2 separate regions of the Mus musculus genome follow, and region 1 is linked to region 2. A link is a loop called in an ENCODE intact Hi-C map of the cell type or tissue named here. Cell type or tissue: gastrocnemius. All regions are shown on one strand. Each heading gives the region's core, and the rest is flanking DNA. Links, peaks and the distances in the headings are about the cores only.

Evidence for each region. Peaks named below come from ENCODE experiments on the same cell type or tissue, not always from the same donor. Only the 100,000 strongest peaks of a DNase experiment are listed, where the experiment ranks them.
Region 1: a loop joins it to region 2, with 2.2 times the contacts of the local background. A loop is called at or near these places in 1 of 42 quality-filtered maps.

What each region holds. Positions count from the first base shown.
Region 1 is chr7:126,481,973-126,494,331 of GRCm38, forward strand. It overlaps Tufm (Tu translation elongation factor, mitochondrial), which reads left to right and starts at 5,383. Exons shown (of 10, transcript NM_172745.3): 1 at 5,383-5,518; 2 at 5,616-5,810; 3 at 6,288-6,454; 4 at 6,678-6,782; 5 at 6,865-7,029; 6 at 7,148-7,280; 7 at 7,364-7,468; 8 at 7,580-7,731; 9 at 7,820-7,939; 10 at 8,349-8,759. The coding sequence starts at 5,476. The coding sequence ends at 8,522. Atxn2l (ataxin 2-like) reads right to left here. Exons shown (of 22, transcript NM_001361487.1): 18 at 12,167-12,357; 19 at 11,789-11,918; 20 at 11,581-11,702; 21 at 11,192-11,404; 22 at 9,736-11,029. The coding sequence ends at 10,697. Gm46001 (a long non-coding RNA gene) reads right to left here and starts at 4,542. Exons shown (of 3, transcript XR_001778288.1): 1 at 4,510-4,542; 2 at 4,188-4,359; 3 at 2,368-2,550. In gastrocnemius, for the core only: a CTCF peak has its summit at 5,193; a DNase peak (open chromatin) is centred at 5,298; H3K4me3 peaks cover 1,996 bases; H3K27ac peaks cover 2,315 bases.
Region 2 is chr7:126,573,944-126,586,302 of GRCm38, forward strand. It overlaps Cln3 (ceroid lipofuscinosis, neuronal 3, juvenile (Batten, Spielmeyer-Vogt disease)), which reads right to left and starts at 11,874. Exons shown (of 18, transcript NM_001146311.2): 1 at 11,352-11,874; 2 at 10,231-10,337; 3 at 9,360-9,504; 4 at 9,057-9,153; 5 at 8,821-8,899; 6 at 7,703-7,799; 7 at 6,850-6,921; 8 at 6,390-6,469; 9 at 6,201-6,286; 10 at 5,458-5,530; 11 at 5,230-5,373; 12 at 3,866-3,978; 13 at 1,547-1,593; 14 at 1,401-1,469; 2 more. The coding sequence starts at 9,102. Mir7059 (microRNA 7059) reads right to left here and starts at 5,589; the gene lies at 5,531-5,589. Apobr (apolipoprotein B receptor) reads left to right here and starts at 11,065. Exons shown (of 4, transcript NM_138310.1): 1 at 11,065-11,125; 2 at 11,433-12,359. The coding sequence starts at 11,069. In gastrocnemius, for the core only: CTCF peaks have their summits at 3,208 (motif pointing left) and 5,413 (motif pointing right); DNase peaks (open chromatin) are centred at 3,189, 5,402, 9,003, 9,395 and 1 more place; H3K4me3 peaks cover 1,109 bases; H3K27ac peaks cover 942 bases.

The DNA of each region.
Region 1 (12,359 bases), core at 2,166-10,165, 92 kb before region 2:
TTCTTAAAGAGGATATATAAAATTGTGAACACTACTGACAATTATTTCTGTGCTGATAATCGAAACAAAATTATATGGGATCGAAATGCCATTACCATTGTGACCTCCATTTTAAACAGAAAATAATTTCTTCTTAATCACTAACTCTCTCCTTCCTTCAGAGACTTTAGCTTTTAAGCACACTTACAAACTATCTTTATTTATATCCCCTTTGCTCTCCTTTCTTTGGAGACTATTCACATTTACAGAACATTTTTCTTTATTTCCCTTTCTCTCTCCTCCCTTTGGAGACTTTATGCAGATTTACCGAACATTTTTTATTTATTTCTCTTTCTTCTTCCTTCGGAGACTTTATTTTTTAATATTCAAACTCAGTATTTCTTTCTATGACCGTCTCTGTTCAGTTTCTTTTCCCTTTTACTGTTTTCAAATTTAATTCATTACCCTTTCAGAAGTTTGGGACTTCAGCCTTTTAGTCTGGACTTGGAGATCAGCTTGCTGGCCCTGGTGCCCTTCTGCGGCTCAGCTAGCTCCCTGCACTGATTGCCGGCTCCGCCCCTCGGCTTGGTCTAGCGGGTTACCCTACCGGTTCCGCCTAGTGCCAGCCCTGGACATGCCTCTCCAACGGACTATATGCTTCGTGGCTGCAGGCTTTTCCTAAGGGCGCTCGCCCCGCCCCGCCCCGCCCCGCCCCGCCCCGCCCCAGCTCCAGAAAGGTGGAGCCAGCAGCTGCACCAGGATGCGGCAGACCTGAATTGGGCTGCAGTCTCTGGGAAGTTATTCTAGCTGGACCATGGCTCAATCCGCCCCTCCGCGCCAGGGGAAGTGCACTGTTCTCTATCTGGCAGCCGGCTTTGCTGCTCAGCAGGGGTTTTTAGGGGAACCACCCTCAGCCGGTAGCCTTTCTGGATTTCCCAATCCCACCTTGCGCCTACCTCAGAGACTGTCACTGGGAAGCCGTGTTGCTTCAGGAAGTACTTGTTCCCAGCCTTCCATCCACGACTTTTGCAGGCTCTCAGCTCTGATTTCTAGCTCCATCTTCAATGCACCAATTATCACCAGACTGTCTCTAGCTGCCAGCCACCCAAGTAATGACACAGAGACCATTTATTAATTATAAAAGCTTGGATTTAGCGAGCTTGTTCCCAACTAGATCGTAAATGAAATTAAATCTTAAATTAACCCGTTTACACTAATCTATGTTCTACCACGTGGCTCACTACCTCTCCTCAATACCAGTACCTGCTTCTTCCTCCACATCTGGGTAATGAAACTGACTAGCAAATCTCCCGCCCAGAGTTCTTTCTAGGAGTTCCTAGCTCTGCCCAGAAGTCTAGCCTATACTCTCCTGCTTTGCCTTAGACCTTTCAGTTCTGTATTAAGCCAGTGAGAAGGTAAAGGAGATGCTTACAAAACACCGAGAGAAAAGGAAAAATACCTTTCCACACTGCAAACGAGATTAACCCAGGTGTCTACCACAGAGCTAAATAATAAATTGTTTGGGGTGGGGGATGGAAGGCCATTCCATTTCAAGATCATCTTCCAAAAATGTTAATGGTTCTACACACACACACAAAACTTTCTGTTATTTTTTCAAAACAGGGTTTCTCTGTATAGCCCTGGTTGTCCCAGAACTTGTTCTGTAGTCCAGGCCAGCCTTGAACTCAGAGATTTGCTTGCCTCTGCTTCCCAAGTTCTGGGACTAAAAGCTTTCACCAGCCTGGCTCACAAAAACCTTTTAAAAAGTTTTAGTTTAGGGGCTGGTGAGATGGCTTAGTGGGTAAAGAGCACCCGACTGCTCTTCCAAAGGTCCTAAGTTCAAATCCCAGCAACCACATGGTGGCTCACAACCATCTGTAATGAGATCTGACTCCCTCTTCTGGGGTGTCTGAAGACAGCTACAGTGTACTTACATGTAATAAATAAATAAATAAATCTAAAAAAAAAAGGGAGAGAGAGATATCAATTGCTTTAAAAAAAAGTTTTAGTTTATTCATTTATTTACTTACATGTGTGTGTGTGTGTGTGTGTGTGCACGCGTGTGCGTGCGCGCATACAATGATGCTCATGTGAAAATCAACTGTGGAATTTGGTTCTCTCCATCCAACCACATGGGCCTCAGGAATTGAACCCAGGTCATCAGGCTTGGTGGAATCATCTTTACTCACTGAGATATCTCACCAGGCCCTCACCTTTTCATTGGCTTTCTTGAGGCAGGATTTCCTGCATCCTACATCAGTCTCAAATTCCCTATATAACAGAGGGTGGCATTGAACTTTCCACCTTCTTACCCCCTCACCCCCCAAGGCAGGCTGTCTCTGTGTAGCCCTGGCTGACCTGGAACTCACTCTGTAGACCAGGCTGGCTGCGAACTCAGAAATCCGCCTGCCTCTGCCTCCCAAGTGCTGGGATTAAAGGCGTGCACCACTACTGCCCAGCCACTTTCCACCTTCTTGTTCCTGTCTGTCGAGTGTGCTCCTGCCCGTCAGTGCTATGCCAAGTGCTGGGACTTCAGCCATCGGCTGACTAAACCAACTCAGTCAACAGGGTCTCCAGCGAAGGAGGGAGGATTAAAAAGAAAACAGACAATTAGACAACACTGTAACATGACTCCAGTCAGTTCTGAGGCTGAAGCAGGTTTATATTTTTCCCAGTCTGCTTTTATATCATTTTAATTCCATGCAGATAATAAGGTCAGTTCTAGGTTAAGGAACAAGCAAGGCAATAAACTAAATACTGTGATCAGTGTTTCAAGGGGCTTCTCAGGATGACCAAGATATCTGAGCCTACTTCCCTGTCCTAGTCCAAAGTCAAAGTCTTGCCTGAAGCCCACTTCTTTGTTCTAGCCCCCAATCAGATTCCTGCCAAGTTTCTAGAAGCAGCCCCAAAAGCTCTCCACAATTGGCCCAGCACCAAATTGCTCTAAGTCTATAGCAAAATCAATGCAAACCCAGGTCTAGAGTTCTATTTAGTATTAAAGCTGCAGATATAAGACTCAGGCAATCTGAGACACTGACAAACCAGACTCTGTTTTGTGTGTTCCTTCCTTGCATCTTTTTTAGTTGTTTGGGTTTTTGTTTTGTTTTGTTTTTCAAAAGAGGGTTTCTCTGTGTAGCCCTGGCTGTCCTGGAACTCACTCTGTAGACCAGGCTGGCCTCGAACTCAGAAATCCGCCTGCCTCTGCCTCCCAAGTGCTGGGATTAAAGGCGTGCGCCATGACTACCCAGTTTCCTTGGAATTTTTTTGAGGCAGGGTCTCATATTCTAAACTGGTCTTTGCTTTACAAGATATGGAGGATGGGCTGGAGAGATGGCTCAGAGGTTAAGAGCACTGACTGCTCTTCCAGAGGTCCTGAGTTCAATTCCAGCAACCACATGGTGGCTCATAACCATCTGTAATGGAATCCAATGCACTCTTCTGGTGTGTGTCTGAAGACAGCTACAGTGGACTCATATAAATAAAAATAGATAAATTAAAAAAAAAACCCAAGAGGTGGAGGATGACCTTGAACCTTGACCCCGAGTGCTGGGATTCCATGCTGCCCCCACGCTGGGTTTAAACCTAGTCCTGGAAGTGTCTAGCCTCTGTACAGTCTTATCTAGGCCTAGTGCCTTCAACCTCTGAGGCTTACTTACTGATGAATAAACTCACCTCTTCATAGCTCTCTCTGAAGTCTGGCTGGCTAGTTCAACTTAACAGTTCTGGCTCAGACTCCTCATCAAGCTGACTGATTCACTCTGGCTTTTCTCAGTTTCTCCTGAATTGTTCTGCTTGGCCTCAAACTAACACTCTGGCAATCTGTTCTGGACTTCTGGCTCCTTCTCACTCTCTGGCTCCTTCTGTCTTCACTGTGTCTAGCTTGGTCTCTTTCTACAACCTGCTCCCTGTAAAACTGCCTCATTTCTTCTCTCCCCCCCCTTTTTTTTTTTGGTTTTGGTTTTTGGTTTTTTTCGAGGCAGGGTTTCTCTGTGTAGCCCTGGCTGTCCTGGAACTCACTTTGTAGACCAGGGTGGCCTCGAACTCAGAAATCCTCCTGCCTCTGCCTCCCAAGTGCTAGGATTAAAAAGGCCTGTGCCACCACTGCCCAGCCTGGATTCGTTAGATAAAAAAAAAAAAAAAAAAATCACAAAGACTGAGGGGAGTCTAGCACAAGATTCCAGTAACACTCTATTGTCCTTTATCTTTACCTTTTCAGAGTTTCAATCTGTGCTCAGGCCTTAGGACTGGACTTCCTGCTGCAGTGTCTTAAGTGCTGGGGTCACAAGTGTGTACCTGTATCTCCTTCCACTTGATTTTTAGAAGAGATGTGATGTAGCTTGCTTGTGCCTAGACATCTCTCTAGGGATGGAATGAGGGAATCTACAGCATTTGGAAAAGATACTGTCAATTAAGCTGATAGGGTAAATTTCAGAAAGAAAGACAGAGTTAAGAAGCTTCTATTATTTGTGAGAGTTGAAGAAGCTGTGCGAAAAGATGAATGTGACAGTTAAAAGTCATTACTATACTTACACTTATTCATTAGGGGGCTGGAGAGATGGCTCTGTGGTTTAGAGCACTGACTGCTCTCCCAAAGGTCCTGAGTTCAAATCCCAGCAACCACATGGTGGCTCACAACCATCCGTAATGAGATCTGATGTCCTCTTCTGGTGTGTCTGAAGACAGCTACAGTGTACTTACATAGAATAAATAAATCTTAAAAAAAAACAAAAACAAAAACCACTTATTCATTAGGGAACAAACATTTGCTGGGTATACAAAAGATTCAACTAACAGTAAAAAAAAAACTTCCTTTAATCCCAGCACTGAGACAGGAGATTTCTCTAGAGCTGGAAGACCAGCCTGGTCTACATAGGCCAGCCAAGGAGACCCTGTCTCGGAAGGTAGTGGGGAAGAAGGAAGAAAAAGGAAAGAAAACTGCTTGTCAAGCGTCCAAAGGACTATTGGGGGAGGAGGGTTTGACTTCAAAATGTTAGAAAGCACAGGATCCCTGCAAGAGATATGGGGGCAGTTATTTAATGGCCAAGGACTGGAACTCCCGGGACTCCATCCCTGACTCTCGTTAATTTTGCCTCTTACAGGCTGGGAGATCTTCTCTCTGGACCGAACCCAGGCGAAGCTAAAGCCTGTCACAAACTGACCCAAGCCCGCTGCCCTGGAAACCACAACACCCATAAGCCTTCGGGGGCGCTCGTGCATTATGGGGCGCTCCGCATTTTCCTCCTAAAGCGGCCCCCTCAGGCTGAACTGTGGAAATTCCCCATCGTCCCCCGCGAGACACCAGAAACCCCCTCTTCCGCTCCATGCCCGGATATCAGTGGCCGTGGCCATAGAAACTGTCTGCTAGAGGCTCCTAAACTCGCTGTCCGGACCCTCATTTCCGCCGGAAGTGATCTGCAGTCCCAAGTGCCCGTCCTTCCCTGCACGCGCGGGCCCCGGGTGCCTAGTTCCCGGTCCCGGTCACCGAGTACTACCACAATGGCGGCAGCCACTCTATTGCGAGCGACGCCCCGCTTCAGCGGTGAGGGGGCGGGTTGGACGCAGGCAGCCCGGAGTTGCGAGGGGCGCGGAGGGTAGCTGGGTTCGGATCCCTGACTCCCAAGTGCCTTTCCCCGCAGGTCTCTGCGCCAGCCCGACCCCATTTCTGCAAGGTCGGCTGCGGCCGCTGAAGGCTCCCGCATCACCCTTCTTGTGTCGCGGCCTAGCTGTGGAGGCCAAGAAGACTTATGTACGCGACAAGCCCCATGTGAATGTGGGTACCATCGGACATGTGGACCATGGCAAGACCACCCTGACTGCAGCCATCACGAAAAGTGAGTAGGGTTGGGTTGGGTTGGAGGCGTCGGGCAATGTCCTGTCAGCTGGAAGAGTCAGAACTAGAGCGTAGGGTGGGTGTCTTGTAGTCCGCTGAACTTTAGCATGGCTCCAAGAGACACTTGGGACGAAGGCTGGTGGGAAGATGCAGGAGACAGGTTTCCCTGTACAGGAAGAGCTCTGTGAGGCATAAAATGAAAACTGTGAATGGTTTCCATCCAGTGTAGAGTGGTCTGTAAAGAGATGCTGTCAGCGAAGAATTGGAAGCGTCTGTGATGAGCACACACCTTAGGAAATTCTCTCACTGTCTTACAAAGTTATCTTTCCTAGAATTACATTTGAGATTTCCTAGAATTGAGATTTAACAGAGATTTATCCTTCCAGATTGTTTCTGTATGAGGGGTTCAGGCGTGTGCCCCGAGCCTTGTCTGTAGCTCTGACCCTGAGTTGAGAGGTGTGTTCTCTTCCTCCGGTAGTTCTAGCCGAGGGAGGTGGAGCTAAGTTCAAGAAGTACGAGGAGATAGACAATGCCCCAGAGGAGCGAGCTCGGGGCATCACCATCAATGCAGCCCATGTGGAGTATAGCACTGCTGCCCGACACTATGCCCACACAGACTGTCCTGGTCATGCAGATTATGTTAAGGTGAGGGTTGCTGGGGACAGCCAGCACCTGCTTCCGTTCAGTGGAGGTGTGAGGGGGGGAGGTTATAAAATAGTGGCGGTGTTTGAATATAAGAACAAGGATTTGTGGCTGTGGGTGGTGAAGACATGGCAGAGAGATGGAGATCTTCACAGCTACTTCTCATTAGAGGATGCATGTTGAAGAGGTCCCTGAACTAAGCTGACCTTCTTCCTCTTCCACCCAGAATATGATCACAGGCACTGCCCCCCTGGATGGCTGTATCCTGGTGGTGGCAGCTAATGATGGCCCCATGCCCCAGACCCGAGAGCACTTACTGCTAGCTAAACAGGTACTGGGGTCTGAGTGGGATGGACATCCGTGAGACGTCAGATGGCTCAGGAGAGTTGCTCAGTCTCTTGTCTTGCCTGCAGATTGGGGTAGAACATGTTGTGGTGTACGTGAACAAGGCAGACGCTGTCCAGGACTCAGAGATGGTGGAGTTAGTCGAGCTGGAGATCCGGGAGCTGCTCACCGAGTTTGGCTATAAAGGAGAGGAAACTCCAGTCATCGTAGGCTCGGCTCTCTGTGCCCTTGAGGTGAGCACAGCACAGGCTCCTGTTGGTAGAGGACGGGGTAGAGCTTTGCTCTGTACCTGGAAACTTAGCATCCTGTGATAGGAACAGAAGTTTCAAGGTCTTGTCATGTCTCCAACAGCAACGTGACCCTGAGCTAGGCGTGAAGTCAGTGCAGAAGCTCCTGGATGCTGTGGACACCTACATCCCAGTGCCCACCCGGGACCTGGACAAGCCCTTCCTGCTCCCTGTAGAGTCAGTCTACTCTATTCCTGGTGAGGCCCGTGCTCACGTACACCACTCCTCATAGGGGTCATCTGACCCTGGGTGACCAATAACCCATCCTGTTTCTTTCCAGGCCGGGGCACAGTGGTGACAGGTACATTAGAGCGTGGCATTTTGAAGAAAGGAGATGAGTGTGAGTTGCTGGGACATAACAAGAACATCCGCACTGTGGTGACAGGTATGAGAAGATTTCAGATCCAAGGACGTGGTCAGAATGGTCCCTTCCCATGTAGCTCTTATACCTTCATTCTGCCTCAGACCCTCTTCTCTCCTGTCTTCTTCCTTGTAGGCATTGAGATGTTCCACAAGAGCCTGGAGAGGGCTGAGGCAGGGGATAACCTGGGTGCTCTGGTCCGAGGCTTAAAGCGCGAAGATTTGAGGCGTGGCTTGGTCATGGTCAAGCCAGGCTCCATCCAACCCCACCAGAAGGTGGAGGCCCAGGTGAGGGCTCCAGTGCTGAGTGGTTTCCCTTGCTTAGAAGCAGGACTTGTAGCTAAGCCATTCCATCCTTACTGCTTCTCTCCTCTAGGTTTATATCCTCAGCAAGGAGGAAGGTGGCCGCCACAAACCCTTTGTATCTCATTTCATGCCCGTCATGTTCTCCCTGACCTGGGACATGGCCTGTCGAGTCATCTTGCCTCCAGGGAAGGTATGTTGAGGCTGGGGGGGATATAAAAGGAATAGAACTGGGCTGTGGTAGCCCATGACTTTAATCTTAGCAGCTGGAAGGCAGAGGCATGTGAATCTCTTGAGTTCAAGGCTGGTGTAGTTAGTATACAGAGCTAGTTCCAGGGCAGTTAGGGGTACACAGCGAAATCCTGTCTCAAACACAAGAAGGGCTCAGGAAAATCCTGTTGACTAAAACTGCGTAATACCAAATTCCCGATTATGGTCCCTTTACTTTTTCCATGCTGTTTGCGTGTGCCTAGCAACTAAATGAAACGTCCCAGATTCTTCAACCTGTTGAGCTTTCCCATGATTTTGAGCCCCATGGGTGTCAGCGGTTGAAGGTACACAGTGAAGGTATCCTGATTGCCTTGCGCTTCTCCTTCTATTAGGAACTTGCCATGCCTGGAGAGGACTTGAAGCTTAGTCTAATCTTGCGGCAGCCCATGATCTTAGAGAAAGGCCAACGTTTCACCTTGAGGGATGGCAACAAGACCATTGGCACTGGCCTTGTTACTGATGTACCAGCCATGACTGAGGAGGACAAGAACATCAAGTGGAGCTGAGTCTGGACTTCTGCTCAGGTTATTGAGCTTCAGGCTGCCCTGGTCAGCGTTCCCACTGTGGGCATAAGGCTGCCCTGGTCAGCATTCCCACTGTGGGCATAAGGCTGCCCTGGTCAGCGTTCCCACTGTGGACACAGGCTGTATCCAGGCAGAGTACACCTCTGGACATTTCTCCTGCTCACAATGAGTGGCCTGTCAGGAGAGGGAGGCAAATAAAACTGTCCCATGGATAACTCAGCTTGTCTTGTGTCTTCTGTGTGGATGTGGAGGAGCGCTGGATTTGAGTACTGCAAAGCCATTTGAGTTTCCCTAGCGTCACATCCATTTCTGGCATACAGGGCAGGCAAGCTCAGGCTCAAAGCCATTGTCAGTTCTTAGACAACTTGAGAAAAAGTACCCAATTCAGTGAGCTTTGTGTGACTTTACAGCAAAATACAACTGTTGTGTTCCCAGATTGGGGACAAGTTTGGTTATCATTTGGAGGCACCATGGGCTCAGCTCAGGTGCTAATCGTTTCTTTTGCTCTTCTGTGTCCACTAGGTTAATGGCTGGCTTTTGTGTTAAGTACAAACTTAACCTTAGCAGACTTGTATCACTTGTATTGTGTGCTTGGTCAACACTGCTTCCAAGCAAAGACTTTTGAGTTCATCTCAGTGGTAGAACATTTGCCTAGCTTCCTGGGCTCAATTCCTGGTACCAAATATGCAACAACCAACCCCCACCAAAAAAAAAAAACCCAAACCATAGCTAGCTAGGCATTGTGGCCTGTAAGAAGCTGATAGGATATATGGGAAAACCACAGAATCATCTAGGGCAACTACTGATGTCATAAAAATTTTGAGGTACCTACCCAAAAGTGACAAAATAGAATCTTCCCATGAGTGTTTAAGGACAGGAATAGCTAGCAGTACCCTCCACTTCTCCACATAGTGAACACCTTGTGGCTTTCCAGTTTCCCCTGCTTCCCTGTGCCATGTGTCCTGAGGGCAGTATCAGCCTTACTTTGTCCCTTTCTCTCACCCAATACTGTCATGCCCAAATTCTGGGGGCTTTTCTCTGCCCTCAACACAGCACATGTTCTCTGTATTATGGCCCAAAGGTCCTACAGCCCACTAAGGACTACCCAAGTCCTTGGCAGGCTCAGATTACAAAACTCCAAACTATCTCCTATGGAAGGGGAAATTTACTTTTAAGAATCAAACCCATAGGCAGGTTAAGTTAGTTTAAAATTTTATTTTTTTATTTTATTTTTTTTTAATTTTTTTATGTAATAAAAAGTAAAAGTCCTTGAGGCATCTGTCTGTTGGTCTCACACAGAACACTCAAGTTAATGGAGAAGAACAGGGGGCCCAAGTCTGAGGTTATAAATAATAGAAAATAAAAGATCTTCCGTCTCCAGGGGGCGGGGGGGAATAGATGAGAGGATGGGAGGACAAGACTGGGTAGGACCCAGCTGGGGCAGAGCAGGAACCTCCCCCACCCCCGTTGGACCCCAGCCCGGCCCACTTGAAGGACCCCTCCCATTCAAGGTGCTTGGCAGGAATTCCCCCAACTCCCCAAGGGAAAGGGGTTGGGGACGGGGCTAGGACTGGTCCCAGCTGCTGGGGGGAAGAGACATAGATCACTCTTCCCTCCACTCATGGAGGTCTCAGGTCGCGGCCAGGACAATCTTCAGTTCCCCGGGGGGTGGAAGGGGAGCTGCTGGGAGGGATGAGATTGAACTGGTTGGAGGGGAAAGAGAGAGAGCAGGAGCATTAGAACCCGAGCAGCTGTCCCTCTGTCAATGCGTCCAGGGGGTGAGGGGTGTGGGGAGGAGCGGCCTCCTCGAGGAGTCTCAGGGGACTGTCAGAAGCACAGGTCAATCGCTGTTTCCCAGTAGGCCAGAGCCCTTACTCAGTTGCCCAGCTCAGCCCCCCACGCCCCAGTCTGGCCCTGTCTGCTGCGCTGACCTTACCTCGGCTAAGTCAGGAGACAGTCGGGGTCACTGAGAGCTGGGGAGGCAGTGGGGAGGGGGGCTGCTGGATCACAACTGAGCGAGGACGGAGGGAAGCAAAGGACAGAGCCAGGAGCAAGCCCCTGGCGGCGGCGACTGTGGCTTCTGCCCACCCTACATACTTCACAGACAGGTGTGGGTCGGCGGGCGCCCTCTGGGACAGCCCTGCCTCCAAGACCCCTCAATCCCCACCCAGAACCCGTGCATCCTGCCCCACCTGCAGCCCCTCAGCTCTTCCATGCCAAATTCCCCCAGCTAACGAGAACTCACGAATCCTGTCATCGGCTCCTCCTGGAAATCCAGGCGCCTGGCCAGGCTGCTCACCTTGGGGGTGTCCGATGTAGGGGTAGGGTGAGGGTGTGGAAGCTGAGAGTGCAGGCACCCCACTCGGGGGCACCGCGCCTTGGGGGGGCCCCCCATGGCCCTGGGGGGGGTGCAGCAGCATCACCTGGGGCGGGTGGGGAGCCCCAGGGTGTGGGGGCGGGGCTGCTGTGACTCCAGTTTGGACATGGGCCTGTAGAAGAGAATTAGTTTCAGTGCCCCCCAGCTCAACGAGAGGTTCTGAGATCCCTTATCAAAGCAGCACTGCAAAGTGGAACAGGTACACAACTACCCTACAACAGCTCAGTTCATTCTCTGGCAAAGACACAGAAACACTAAACCCCTGGGTTCCTACCTGGGTAACATGGGCCATGTTGGTGAAGCCGTGGGGCAGCTGCTGGTGGGGATGGATGGCATACACAGCAGCTGGCTGGGGGAAGCTGCTTTGAGGGGACTGGGCAGAAGGTCCCGGTGGTAGAGAAGGTGGCGTGCCTGTTAGGGCCCCTGGATGGTACAGATTCTGCTGTGGCTGTCCACTGCCCAGGTGAGGGGCCTGCCCCGCCTGGTGCTGCCAGAGTAGAAGTGAGGTATGAGTGCCACCCATTCTGCTATGCAGACAAAGCACAAGCTCGCTCATGCCACTTCTCTACTGGAGAATGACCCAGCTCTTTTCAAGCCCTCTTCCAGCCACCCATTCCTGGGTCAACCACTCAGACCTCCCAACCAAACCCCACATTCAGGCACCTGAACGGGACTGGGGGCCGCATGCTGGGATTGTGGCTGGCTCCCAGTAGGTGTGGTGGCCGGCTGCGGCTGGTGGCCATGGAGCTGCGTGGCATGGTGTGGATAGGATTGGTGAACAGTGGCTGCAGCAGGAAAGAAGGGAGACCGAGTGCTGAGCACACCAAATGGATACATATATCCTGGTGACAAAGTGGGCACCACAACTCACCATAGAGGGCTTGGGGGGTAGGCTGCTCTGCAGCAGGGTACTGAGGAGTGGAGGACGACACGATGGCCTGGGGATGGCTTCCCGATGTCAACATTCGTGGATTACTTTGAAGCATAGGGGCGAACACCGGCTAAAGAAACAAAACAAAATGCTAAGCAGACCTGCTTGGAACGTCCTGTCAGCTTCCATGTGCATAGGAGCATGAGCCTCAGTAGTGGTTTTAAAGACAGTAACCACCTTAATTCAGAGGGAAAACCCGAGAGCAAAGGTTCAATGTCCTGTTACAGGAATTCAAGTGGACACTGCCAACCCCACAGCCACCACTACTCAAAATAACCCTGCTTCCCCCCATCAGGTTGGATTTCAGGTGTTCGTTACCTGTGAAGGGTAGTGTGCCATGGGCTGCATCATGGCAGGCTGGCCTGGGAACTGCTGTGGGTTGTAGGGGATGTAGGAGGAATAGGGTGTGGCAGCCACCAGGGGTGGGCCAGCAGCAGCAGCAGCAGCCTGCATCATTGGAGGGGCTGAGGCTGGTTGGTGTTGGTCAGAGCGCTGAGGAGGAAGTGAGCCT
Region 2 (12,359 bases), core at 1,733-9,732:
GCACTGACTGCTCTGCCAGAGGTCCTGAGTTCGATTCCCAGCAACCACATGGTGGCTCACAACCATCTATGATGGGATCTGATGCCCTCTTCTGTTTTTTTTTTTTGTTTTTTTTTGTTTTTTTTTTTTGGGGGGGGGTTCGAGACAGGGTTTCTCTGTGTAGCCCTGGCTGTCCTGGAGCTCACTTTTCAGACCAGGCTGGCCTCGAACTCAGAAATCCGCCTGCCTCTGCCTCCCGAGTGCTGGGATTAAAGGCGTGCGCCACCACGCCCGGCTAGCTGATGCCCTCTTCTGGTGTGTCTGAACACAGCTACAGTTTGTTTATATATAAACAAACAAATCTTTAAAGTAAATAAGTAAGTAAATGAAAGCAAGCTTGAGGGCTTAAGAAGTTTCGTAACAATCAGCATGGACCAGCAGGAACAAGGCCCCAGGTGCAGTCAGAACGACTGTGAGAACAAAGCACGACGGCCAGGCACGAGGCACAGGCCCTCAACGCCCGCATTCATGAAGCAGATCTGTGAGCTTCAGGCTAGCCTAGTCTACATATCGGATTCCAGGCCACCCAGGACTACACAGTGAGACCCTACCTTAAAAACAAACAAAGAAAAAAAAATAAAGCAGACAAGAACAAAACCAAAATAAATCAAAACAATATCTTGTTCTTCCTTTTTTTTCTCAACATTGCTATACAAACACTGAGAAATAGGTGTTGCCCACAGCTATTAAATATTTTAATTTTTGCAGTACTAGGGATGGGACCCACAGCCTCAGACAGGCTAGGTGCACAATCCTGCTCCACCCCATCTGACTTCCTGATAGGAAAACTGAGGCTCAATAGAGGTTCAGAGACTGCTCTGAGTCACACAGCTCTTGAGAACAGAAACTGGAATTTACCCACAAGTATGACTGGTTCCTCCTGGTGCCACCACACATTTTATATGGAGTCCAGCTGGCCTTTAGTGCTGTACTTAGGAACGCTGGAGTACACTAATGTAAGAAACTCAGGAGGCCGAGGTGGGTGTGAACAAACAGGGCAGCACTCAGTACCTGGAGCAGGGCTAGGACCCAGGTGAACCGTATTCGGCAACATTGGAGAGAAGAGCGGGAGGCGAACACACCAGCCTGGTATAGCATCTGGTACCTAAGGTTGGGGCAGAGAAGAGGAAGAGGCTCTCAGGGCACTTTTTGGGGTCAACCCCAGGACCCCAACATCAGGGATCCTCCCAGCCTACTGCCCACCTGCCAACTTCTCTCACCATCGGTACTGCTGAGCATGGCTTAGGGAAGTGTTCCGGAAAAACAGGAGCTCGAACTGCAGCGAAGACCAGACAGATGGAGATGGCGGAACCTCAGCCCTATCTCTCCTCCCACATCCCTCCCCGGCGCCCCTCACTCACAAGTCCCTGGTTGATAAAGTATTCTGCAAAGTAGACCAGCACCAGAGGGATGATGTACCACAAGAGACCCTGGAAGAGTCGGGAGATGTAAGTGGAAGGCAAGAGGCAGAGGATCCTCACGGGGCACCCGCAGCCACCATTCAAACCTTGAACACTGTCCACCTTTCCTGGAGGGAGAGGTCCCAGCTGGCACCTACAGAGCAGGGGGAAGGGGAGGAGGTTGCACGCTGAACGCTTAGCTAAGGTGCCAGCATGCAGCAAGCAACCAGCCAGCACAGCAGTGTGTGGATTTAAATGCCACTTAGTGCACACTTAGTAGTCGCTAAAATGGTAAACTTCGCGCTGTATACATATGTATATACACACATATACTTATAAAACTTTTTTTTTTTTTTTTTAATGAGCAAGACTATAGATCAGGGTACAGCTTTTATCTACCGACTCCATCCCAGACTCTGGCTAAGCCTTTCATTTCTAGAACAACCAGGCTCCTTTTCTCACATAAGGCCTCACCCTGAGCTGTTTCCTGTGCCTGGAACATGATCACCTAGGCATTTGCAAAGCTGACACCTTGACAGCCAAGTTTCAGCCCAGAGATATCCTTCAAAAGGCTGTCTTGGGCTGATGGATGCTCGGTGGATGAGGGCACTCACTGCCGAGTCTGAATGAGCAGAGCTCAATCCTCAGAACGTCAGACCTCACACTTGTGCACACGCTCTTGCCCAGACAGCTCCATTCTCAAAAATAAAAGGTTTGTTGTTGGGGGTTCTCTCGGGGGCTCAAGAGATGGCTCAGTGGTTAAGAGTAATGGCTGCTCTTCCAGCGGACCTCAATTCCCAGCACCCACGTGGCAGCTCACAACTGTCTGTAACTCCAGTTCCAGGGGATCCAACACCCTCCCATAGACATGCACACAGGCAAAACACCAATGCACATAAAATAAAAATAGACAAATCGCTGGGCAGTGGTGGCGCATGCCTTTAATCCCCACTTGGGAGGCTGAGGCAGGTGGATCTCTGAAAGTTTGAGGGCAGCCTGGATTACATACAGTGTGAGTTCCAGGACAGCCAGGGCTACACAGAGAAACCCTTCCTCGAAAAGCAAGCAAACAAACAAACAAATAATTACAAAATTAAATAAATAAGTAGAGCCTTTCTCAGAGTTGGAGAGGTGGCTTGGGGTTAAGTGGCGGCACACGCCCTGAATCCCAGCGCATGGAAAGCAGAGGCAGGAGAATTTTTGACTTCTGGTCTAGAGAGTGAGTTCCAGGACAGCCAGAGCTACACAGAGAAGCTCTGCCTCAACAACAACAACAAAAAAACAAAAAACAAAACAAAAACAAAACAAACAAACAATAAAAAAAAAAGAAAGAGGGGCTGGAGAGATGGCTCAGTGGTTAAGAGCACTGACTGCTCTTCCAGAGGTCCTGAGTTCAATTCCCAGCAACCACATGGTGGCTCACAACCATCTGTTATGAGATCTGATGCCCTCTTGCCCTCTTCTGGTGTGTCTGAAGACAACTACATTGTGCTCATATACATTAAATAAATAAATAAATCCGAAAGAAAGAAAGAAAGAAAGGAAGGAAGGAAGGAAGGAAGAAAGAAAGAAAGAAAGAAAGAAAGAAAGAAAGAAAGAAAGAAAGAAAGAAAGAAAGAAAGAAAGAAAGAAAGAGAGAAAAGGAAAGAAAGAGCGAGCGAGCACTGGTTGCTCAACCATGAGGGGGTCCACGTTTGAATCCTGGCAACATCGGCCAGCTCCCAACTGCCTGTAACTGCAACTCCAAGGCATCTGATGCCCTCTGCTGGTCATCCGCGGTATAAGTTCACAAATACACATACACATCAATAAATAGAAAAATAAATCCTAGCCAGGTGTATGGTGGCATATGCGTTTACTCCTAGCATTTGAGAGGCAGAGGCAGGTGGATTTGTGAGGTTGAGGCCATTCGAGAGTACACAGTGATTTCTAGGCCAGCTAGGGCTATACAGAGAGACTATTTAAAAACCAATAAGCAAAAACTTGAAGAAAAAACAAAACAACAACAAAACCCCCACACTTGGAACCTCCTGTAAAGCAGCTCCCTTAGCCATCCCCACCCCATTTCCTTAACCGTTACTTTCTGGGTCTGTGCAGGGTCTTACTATGTAGCCCAACCGGCCTTGAAATCATAGAGATCTGATTGTGGCTGCCTCCGGAGTGTTGGGATTCAAGGTGTGCGCCACCCCTCTGGGCCCCATCGCAGTTTTATGTCCTGTGAAAATGCTCTCATTCCTTCATCTGGAGCACTACCATTCCCAGCAATCGGAATGTCTGGCATCCAGTCAGTAGTTAGTAAGTATACATGACTGCTTTGACCCAGACCTGTACACCTAGCAGCCTGTTTCCCTCAACTGTGTCCACTGTTGAGACCAAAACCCCAAGGCGGAAAGTGGCCCTGGGATGGGAGGGCCTTTGCATCCTACCTGGCTTTGACTCTGGGGTCTCGGTGCCTATGAGAGGCTGCCGGGCAGCAGTCTCTGCCTCGTTTTCCCCTCCAGGGTCCAGGGGTTCAGGAGACGTGAGCAACAAGAAATAGCTGGGATGGAATGGAGAAGCGAGTCAGGGGGCTCTTGTCGGGAAAGGCCCCAGAGGTCCTGCAGGCCCGCCCCTCCAGGCCCTTCACACTTGCATGGGGTGCTCCCAGCCTCTAGGTACCCTGTGCTGGAAAAGCTTCTTTGTTTCTACCCAGGGACCTCATTTGACTCAGTCACAGCACCTGCTCGTTTCCCTGTTCTCAGTACTTCTCATCTATTCACCACTTCACAGAGATTCTTACTAAATGTGTTTCTTGACATTTTTATTCACATATATACTGCCCTCTGGTGACTCTCCCCACCCCCTCGGGTCCCCACACCCTGTGACCTTTCCCACATCACAGGTCCCTTTCTCATACTCAGTGTCTTTTTGTTTCGTGTTGTGACTGAGTTTACCCAGGGTCTGTATGATCATGGGATTGCTTTATTTCTTTCTTTCTTTTTTTTTTTTTTTGAGACAGGGTCTTAACTATGCAGCTCTGGCTGGCCTGGAGCTCAAGATGTAGACCAGGCTGACCCCAAACTCACAGAGATCCTCCTGCCTCCTGAGGGCTTGGATTAGAGGCATTTGCCATATGTTCAATTATCTCAGTTAGCTTTTGAGCCAGGGTCTCCACGTGTATCCCAGGTAGGCTTCAAACACATGAGCCTTTTCCATCACCTCCCAAGAGCCAGGACTGTGGGTGTTCAGCATTACACACATACTGACTCCTTTTCTTCAAGATAGCCTTGTAACAGGCCACCGGACCTTAGGACAACTGACTCCAATGGAAATGCCACTGAACATGCAGTGTGTAGTTACCAGGTGACTAATCGGCTTTCCACTGGGTTTAAACCCATGTCTGAGCCGTCTTTCTGGTGGATACCCCACAATAGCCCTAAGCTATAACATGATGCCTCCAGAGTGCTGGGATGAAAGGCATGTACCACTACACCTGGCTTAATAATGTTTTCTAAAATATACAAATACACACAGAAGAAATAAACCGGGGTGCACTCAGTCCCAGCCCCAGTCTCAGGAGCCGACCTGTGCGGATGAGACAGAACCAGCCTGAGACAGAGACAACTGAAGGTCAGGAATGAAGTTGTCCAGAGTCGCACAGCTAACACAGCCCCACTCTGAGATTCCACCTGAGGGGTGTCGAGAGTCCAGAGTCCACACCCCTTCACAACAAGGCTGAAGAGCTCTGAAGATTGGATTAGCATCAAGCTCCTCCTTCCATCTTTCATCCTTTGGGCCTAAGGACACTCACCTGGCTAGCAGCAGAACAGGGATCCCCAACATAGAAAGTAGGGTGTGCTGCGGGGAGAGGCCAGCCTGGGTGAGTCCCAGGTAAGACAGCGATCCAAGAAGCCCTGCACCCCCGGTACCCGAAGACCACCATGAGATCACAGCACTGAAAAGAAGACAAGAGCACTGAGGAAGATGGAAGCCAGCAGGGGGCACTCGTCTCCCAGTCCTCCTGGCCCAGGCCGCTTACCTGGGGTAGAAGGCAGTCAGTGAGAGGAAGGTGACCTCCCCTAGCCCTGAGGAGATGCTGGCCAAAACCACTCCTGGGAGGACAAACAGCAAACAGTGACCTTTAACTGAAAGCCGCAGTCCCCGGTGGTTTGTTTACAGCCTCAACTCCATCAGCTCAGCAGGGCTAAGAACAGATCTGTCACTGAACAGACAGGCTAGGGTCTCATCTGAAAAGCCACACCCTCCTCCACATGTCCTCTCCGAGACTGTACCCCCATCTTCATTCAGTTAATAATTCCCAATTATTCAACCCTGCTCATCCCCACCTATACTCAGTCTCCCCATTCCTTCCTATTGACACCCTCCAATTGTTCCTAGAGCTCACTTCTGGTTAGGGAAGCTCTAGGAGGTTTGTCTTTGAGACAAAGTCTCGGGGATGTAGTCCAGGCTGGCCTGGAACTTGCTATGTAAATCAGCCTGGACTGGCCCTCTCCTTGTTTTTTTGGTTTTTTTTTGTCTTTGTTTTTTGAGATAGGGTTTTGCTGTGCAGCTTAGGATAGGCTTGAATTCACTATGTGGCCCCAACTAATCTCAAATTCACAATCTCCCAAGTGTGTGTCTCTCTCTCTCTCTCTCTCTCTCTCTCTCACACACACACACACACACACACACACACACACACACACACACACACAGGAAGCTGGGGAGACTACAGCACATCACTCTGTTGAGTCCATCAACCTCTCCCAGCTTCGTACTCACCACACAGGCTTAACCCCACTGACTGAGAGAAGGCAACCAGAACAAAGCTCCCAGCAGAACAAACTCCACTGACGAGCACCCGGGGGCTGAGAAGAGATGAGGAGGAACTCAGAAGGCCACCTCCATGCGAGACTCTCCAGACTCCCGCTTCCTCCCACCCTGCCTCCCTCCTGCCACCCCGACCCAGACCTGTAAGGCAGCAAGTGAAGGCCAAGAGGCGCCAGGAGTTTGATGACAAGGGTGGGAAGGATGTCTGCTAGGAGCACCGCCTGAGACAGGAGAACACAGTGAGAGCCTAGACCTTCCCGGAGACAACCTTCCCAACCCAGCCGGGGAGCCGGCCAGTGAGACCTGCTGTAAGTTAGGCTCTGGAGTTAGATAGATCTCCATTCATTCCCTGCTCTGGGGCTCCTCAAATGGCTGTCAGGGCATATTTATACACTCTGACCTTCAGTTTCCTCATCCAAAGAGGGAAACTTACAGTGTTTCACTCACAAAGCTGGGGGAAGGGGGGCACCTGAACTAATAATTACTATTTACATATTTATATTCATCACTGCAATCCCAACATTCCCAACTGGATGGGGGTGGGGGTGGGGAAACGAGATTGCAAAGGCAAGGATCGTGGGGTCCCCACATGGACACTCACAGCTGTGGAGATGGAGTTGCAGTCAAATCGAGATGAGCTGTTGTGGGGTGTGGGTGTTGGGCCTGGTTCCACCTATGGGAGAGAAGAGGGTCTTTCCGACAAAGCGGCAGGAGGCTAACCAAGGCCCAGGTCCAGTTCTGTCCTAACTTCACAAATGGCTGTGGGTAGGCAAGGCTTCTAGGGGGCCTTAGTTTTTCAATGTCCACAATGAAGAGAGTGTTTATAAGCATCTCAAACTTTGGGCCAGAGGCCAAAGACAGCCCCCCAAGATGGATGCACCATGTTTAAGAGCATTCATATAGAAATCTGGGTTTCTGGAAAATATCAGCTTGGGTCAAATTTCCTAGTGAACCTGCAAAGTGGAGGCTGCGCCTCTTAGGGCCTGCGTGCTCTAGCTCACTGCCGCCAAAGGCTCTCCACCTGGGTAATGTTACCTGGCAGGAGCATTTGTAACATCTGGAGACATTTTTGGCTGTCACTTTTGGTTGACAAGGGGCATGGGATGCTACTAAACATCTACAACATGCAGGACAGACTCACAACAGTCACCTGACCTCAAATGTCAACAGGGTACAATGACAAAACACACCACAAAATAAGGTCTTACCCAGCCAGTTATGTGAGTTCACCAACCTGGTACCCGTTGCTCTCTTTAAGATCCCTCCTGCCATGAGGATGTGGGAGACTAAGACCTTTAGCTCCCCAATCCCACCCAGAGCTACTCTAGGAGTTTTTCAGGGGTCCTCTGGCCCTGAGTGGGTTCTTAGTATTCCCCATGCGGACTGACCTATGGTAGTGGTACAGAGGGGCTCACTTACTGACCTATGGTGGTGGTGAAGAGGGGCTTACTTACATGGCTCTGGTTTCCAGACGCCTGCTCCTGCTTGAGGATGTCATGGGCAGCGCTCAGCATCACCACATATGAGAAATTGTTGCAAAGACCCAAGATCCTAGAAATGAGGACACATCTTCACTGTCTGGCTTTCTATCCACTTACAGTCCTTAAAGATACACCTTTTTTTTTTCCTTCTCCACTATCAAAACAGGCCTTGAGATTAGACCAGCTCATGGCCAAGTGCCAAGTCCTCCTAAGCACTATTTCTCCCACGCTTACACTAAGATTCTGATCCCTGGGCATTTCTCATCAACGGAAACACTGTGGTACAATGCAAATATCTAGCGTATTCCTGTGCAAAACGGAGACAAATTTTCACCTGCTGATCTCAAGGGAACCAAAATAATAGCAGGGCATATTGTTCTTATTTTCATCTCCCAGAGCTGTGCTCAGAACTTGGCAAAAGCAAATTGGCTGGAGACAGAGCTCACTTGTACAACAGTGCGTGAGCCCGGGAAGGACCTGCTTTTAATACCCTGCACTGCAAACAGAAACAATGGGTGTTCTGGGCATTGTGCTACAGTAGGGCCTGTAACTGCAGCACCTGGAAGGCAAAAGCAGGATTAGAAAGGTCAAAGTAAGCCCTTACTGCTTGTAGGGTTTAAAGACCTTTCCAAAAAAAAGAAGAAAAAGAAGAGGAAGAGGAGGAGGAGGAAGAGGAAGAAAGAAAGAAAGAAAGAAAGGAAGGAAGAGGAAAAAAAACAAAGTTAGCTGGAGGAAAACATTTAATAAATAACTCTACAGATACTAAGATCTGATCAATAGGTGAAGGTGGGAATTTAATGGAACTTGGAAAGTTCACAGTTGATTAAGTATCTGTGTATTCAACTGCTTTTCACAACTTGGCTCTCATCTTTGCTCCAATCGCACTTTACTTTGTTTGTTTGTTTGTTTGTTTGTTTTTCGAGACAGGGTTTCTCTGTGTAGCCCTGGCTGTCCTGGAACTCACTCTGTAGACCAGGCTGGCCTCGAACTCAGAAATCCGCCTGCCTCTGCCTCCCAAATGCTGGGATTAAAGGCGTGTGCCACCACGCCCAGCTGGCATTTTACTTTTGCACAACTCTCAGACCACTTACCAGAAACCCACTGCATTCTTCCAAAGGACACTCCGACTATCCAACCGAGGGGCCTGGGGCTCTGAGTCGGTCTCCTCCCCTGGGAGGTAGAGAAAGCATGACCCCCCACTCACTCGGGTACACGAAGGCCCCGCCTATCCCGCATGGTGTTGAGGGGGCAGGGCCAGCATCCCAACTCCTCGGGAGAGCCGCGGGCAGAGGTGGTCATTCCCAAGGCAACCGATGAGAGCACTCACTCTCAGAATCCTCAAGGCGCCTCCACGAGCCCGCAGAACTTCCCATAACATTGAGTTCGGGTCCCCCAAAGGGCCCAAAGTCAGCGTGTGTTCCGAGCTAGCTTCAAGAAAACAGATTAAAGTCTGGGACAGGTGGGTGCGAAGGATCAATGCCCCGCGGTCAGTCCCAGGTTCCGCTGTCTGCTATACACGACATGTCCGTCGAAGGATCCCCAGATCTCCAGCTCGTGTTCACCCACGCCCCACCCGCCTGACCCCGCCCCCTGCCCCTCTAAAGCAAAGCCCCCGCCCCCAGGCCTGTACCTTTAAGAGCAGCTGAACTCTCCGCAAGGTAGACGAGCAGGTTGGGGGTCACGTGACAGTACCCGTGAGCCTTCCATCACGTGCTTGAGGGTTGCTTCTTACTTCCGGGTCCTTTTTTCTCTTTTTCGCCTTTGGACTTCTCAAACTTCGGAGAATAAAAGAAGGAGAGTTCGAGAGAACGCTGGAAGCACTGATTTTGAATTGGAGTCGAAGGGAGCCACAAGTAGAGCCATGAAAAGCGGCGCTCTAGACGCCGACCAAATCTGCCAGTACTAGTCATGGCGCGGAAGGCTTCAGCTTCTTTCCTGCAGCTCTTACTTGCCTGAAACAATTATGGCTACTTTGCTGCGGATGTCCCACTACCCCACCCAACGTCCCAAGGACAAGTTCTGCTTGAGCGCAAAGGCGACCAGCCTCAAGTGTTATCTGTTGTCCTTACAGACCTATTGTAAAGACCTATAATAAGCATCTGGGAAGTAGCTGAGAGTAGATCGATTAAAAATAAACACCCACAAAACAGCATTCTATGAATTATCTGTGGCAATATTCACGATGTTACGGTTAAATCCCCTTTGCCTTACTATCCTAGAACAACAAATACCACGAAAGTTGTCCAACCCCTGGTTTTACAAGAGAAAACCAAGGTCCCTCCGCCCCACTGTGCAACAGAGGCTAGACTTTTAGCTGACTTCAGAGACTCAGCAGTAAGAAATAGAGCAAAGGTGCTAAGTTCACTGAGAAAGCTGCTATGGGTGTTTTTCCTGGTCTGTGATGTCAGCCGTTTGTCCTAATTGGAAGTTAGGAGAATGAGGCTGAGAGGATAGTTGGAATGTGTCACCTCACAGTTCCAAATAAGGAGTCCTTCCCTTACCTTCCACTCGATGGCAGGGCAGCATCTTGACCATTCTTCATCAAGCCTATTCCTCTGCTATGGATTCCAGCAGCCTCTGCCCACTTCTCCCGGGTCTTTTCAACCACCTGTCATTAAGATTTGCCGTTTGAAATATGCCCTCCTGTGGTGTTCTTCCTAGATCACTCAAACAGTGAGAAAAAGGATCCTCCTACCCAAACGAGTCTCTAGAAATTCTGCAGCCTCTGTCCTTAAGGAACTCACAGTAAGCTGTGAGGACACATGACCACAGTACAAGAATAACCATAGGTGAGGGTGTGGGCATTGAGCACCAATCCAGACCTTTCATCCCCAGAAAAATCTTAATGGCGTTGAAAATGGGAACCCAGAACTTCCAGTGGCCTTATCCTCACTTCTACAGCTTCTCCCCCAAATAAATCAGGAACCACAAACCCTAGCTTCCTCTCACTGAAGGCTGTGGCTTGGAGGAGGCGGAAATGGCTGAGGTGCGAATACAAGACCTGAGTCACTCAGGCTGCACTTGCCGAATGCCCCCTCCCCCATACCCAATTCTGAGGTCTCCTGTTTCCACTTTTTTTTTCCCTTTCCCCTTTCTGGCCCGATCCTCTGCCCTTTAGTTCCAGATGTGCACCCGAGTCTGAGTCACCTGGACACTGTTAAGCCATCCCCCTGCCTGTCATGAAGTCATCCATGAGCAGGGGGGAGGTGCACAGGGCCTGGGGTGGAGATTTGTCAGGGAGAGTCAGGGGAAGAGGAAGTGTCTTGGGTGCTGGGGAGGACTTCGTGGGTGGGGACGGATGGTCATTGTGAGCTTTCTGGACACACAGAGACCTGCAGGATGGATTTTCTCCGGCTTCGTCTCCCTGGGCTACATCAGGCTTTGAGGGGAGCACTGGTGAGAGGGGCAGAGAGATACCCGAAACTTCCACCATTCCTCGTAGTCTCACCTTTCCTCTCCCTTACAGCCTCTCCTGAAGCCTGAGCTCCCTTTCCTACAGTCAGCCAGACTCCTAGCCCAGTCCTTCCTGGGTTTCAATCTCCTGCCTCTACAAGTGTACCCACTTATTCAAGCTAGGCCTTGTCGGGGTCCCTTAGCAGACGTCCAGATCCCTGATTCTTACCTGGGCTTTGTTAACAGTGTACTCCTGGGGAAGTGGTTAGACCTCCCCTGAGTGCCTTCACTCTTCTTTCTTCTCTTCTAGGACTCCTTCAGTGCGTTTGTGTCCTACCTCGTAGGAGACACAGTCCCCACAGTAGAGAGGCAGACACAGGCAGCTGAGGAACTGGGAGAGGTGACTGAGGGGAAGGTTGTAGGAGAGGAAGCCCAGGAGGTACTGGAGGGACTTAGAAGTGGCCAGAGTGAGGGGGTAGAAGCACCCGAAGAGACTAGAAGATGCCAAGAAGGAAGTTTAGCTGGTGAACAGACCTGGGGGTGGAGAGCAGATAGCTCTGCAAGGCCCCAAGCAGAAAGGCAGGACACTGGGTCCTGGAAGGCAGCTGAGGATGCCAGGGGCCAGGAGCCAAGTGTCCCACTGAAGCCTGAGGCAGAGCCTGGGACTCACAGAGACAGGAGCAGTAATACAGCCCAGGAGATCTGGGAGCACGGTGAAGAGGAAGCAAGCAGTGGGGAGCCTCTGAGAACCTGTGAACAGAAGGAAGAAGAGGAGGAGGTGGTCAGAGCAGCAGAGTCAGGGATGGCCGAGGGGGTGGAGTCACAGCCAACCTGGCACAGCGAGCCTGGGGGGAATGCTGGCACTGAGGGGCAGCATGTGACAGAGGACAGCAAAGAGATAGACTGGGTGGCCAAAGACATGGTTGCAGAAATCGAATGGTTTGGTGCCAAAGGGATTGACAAGGAAGAGGAGAGGATGGTCCCAATGAGGGATGGTGAAAGGGCAAGGGCACAGGGGACACAATGCCCCGGGGCCGAGTCTGAGGACCAGGCCATGTTGAGTAGAGAGGCCTGGACAGTCTCAGACAGGGAGGGGGCTGATAGCCTAGGAGTTCAGGGAACAGAATACGGGTCAGACCCAGGAGACAACTTCCCAGGAACTACTGGGAGAGTCTGGGTCCTAGAAGAGGCTGACAAGGGAGACCAGCAGGATGAGGTCGACGAGAAGAGAGAGGCT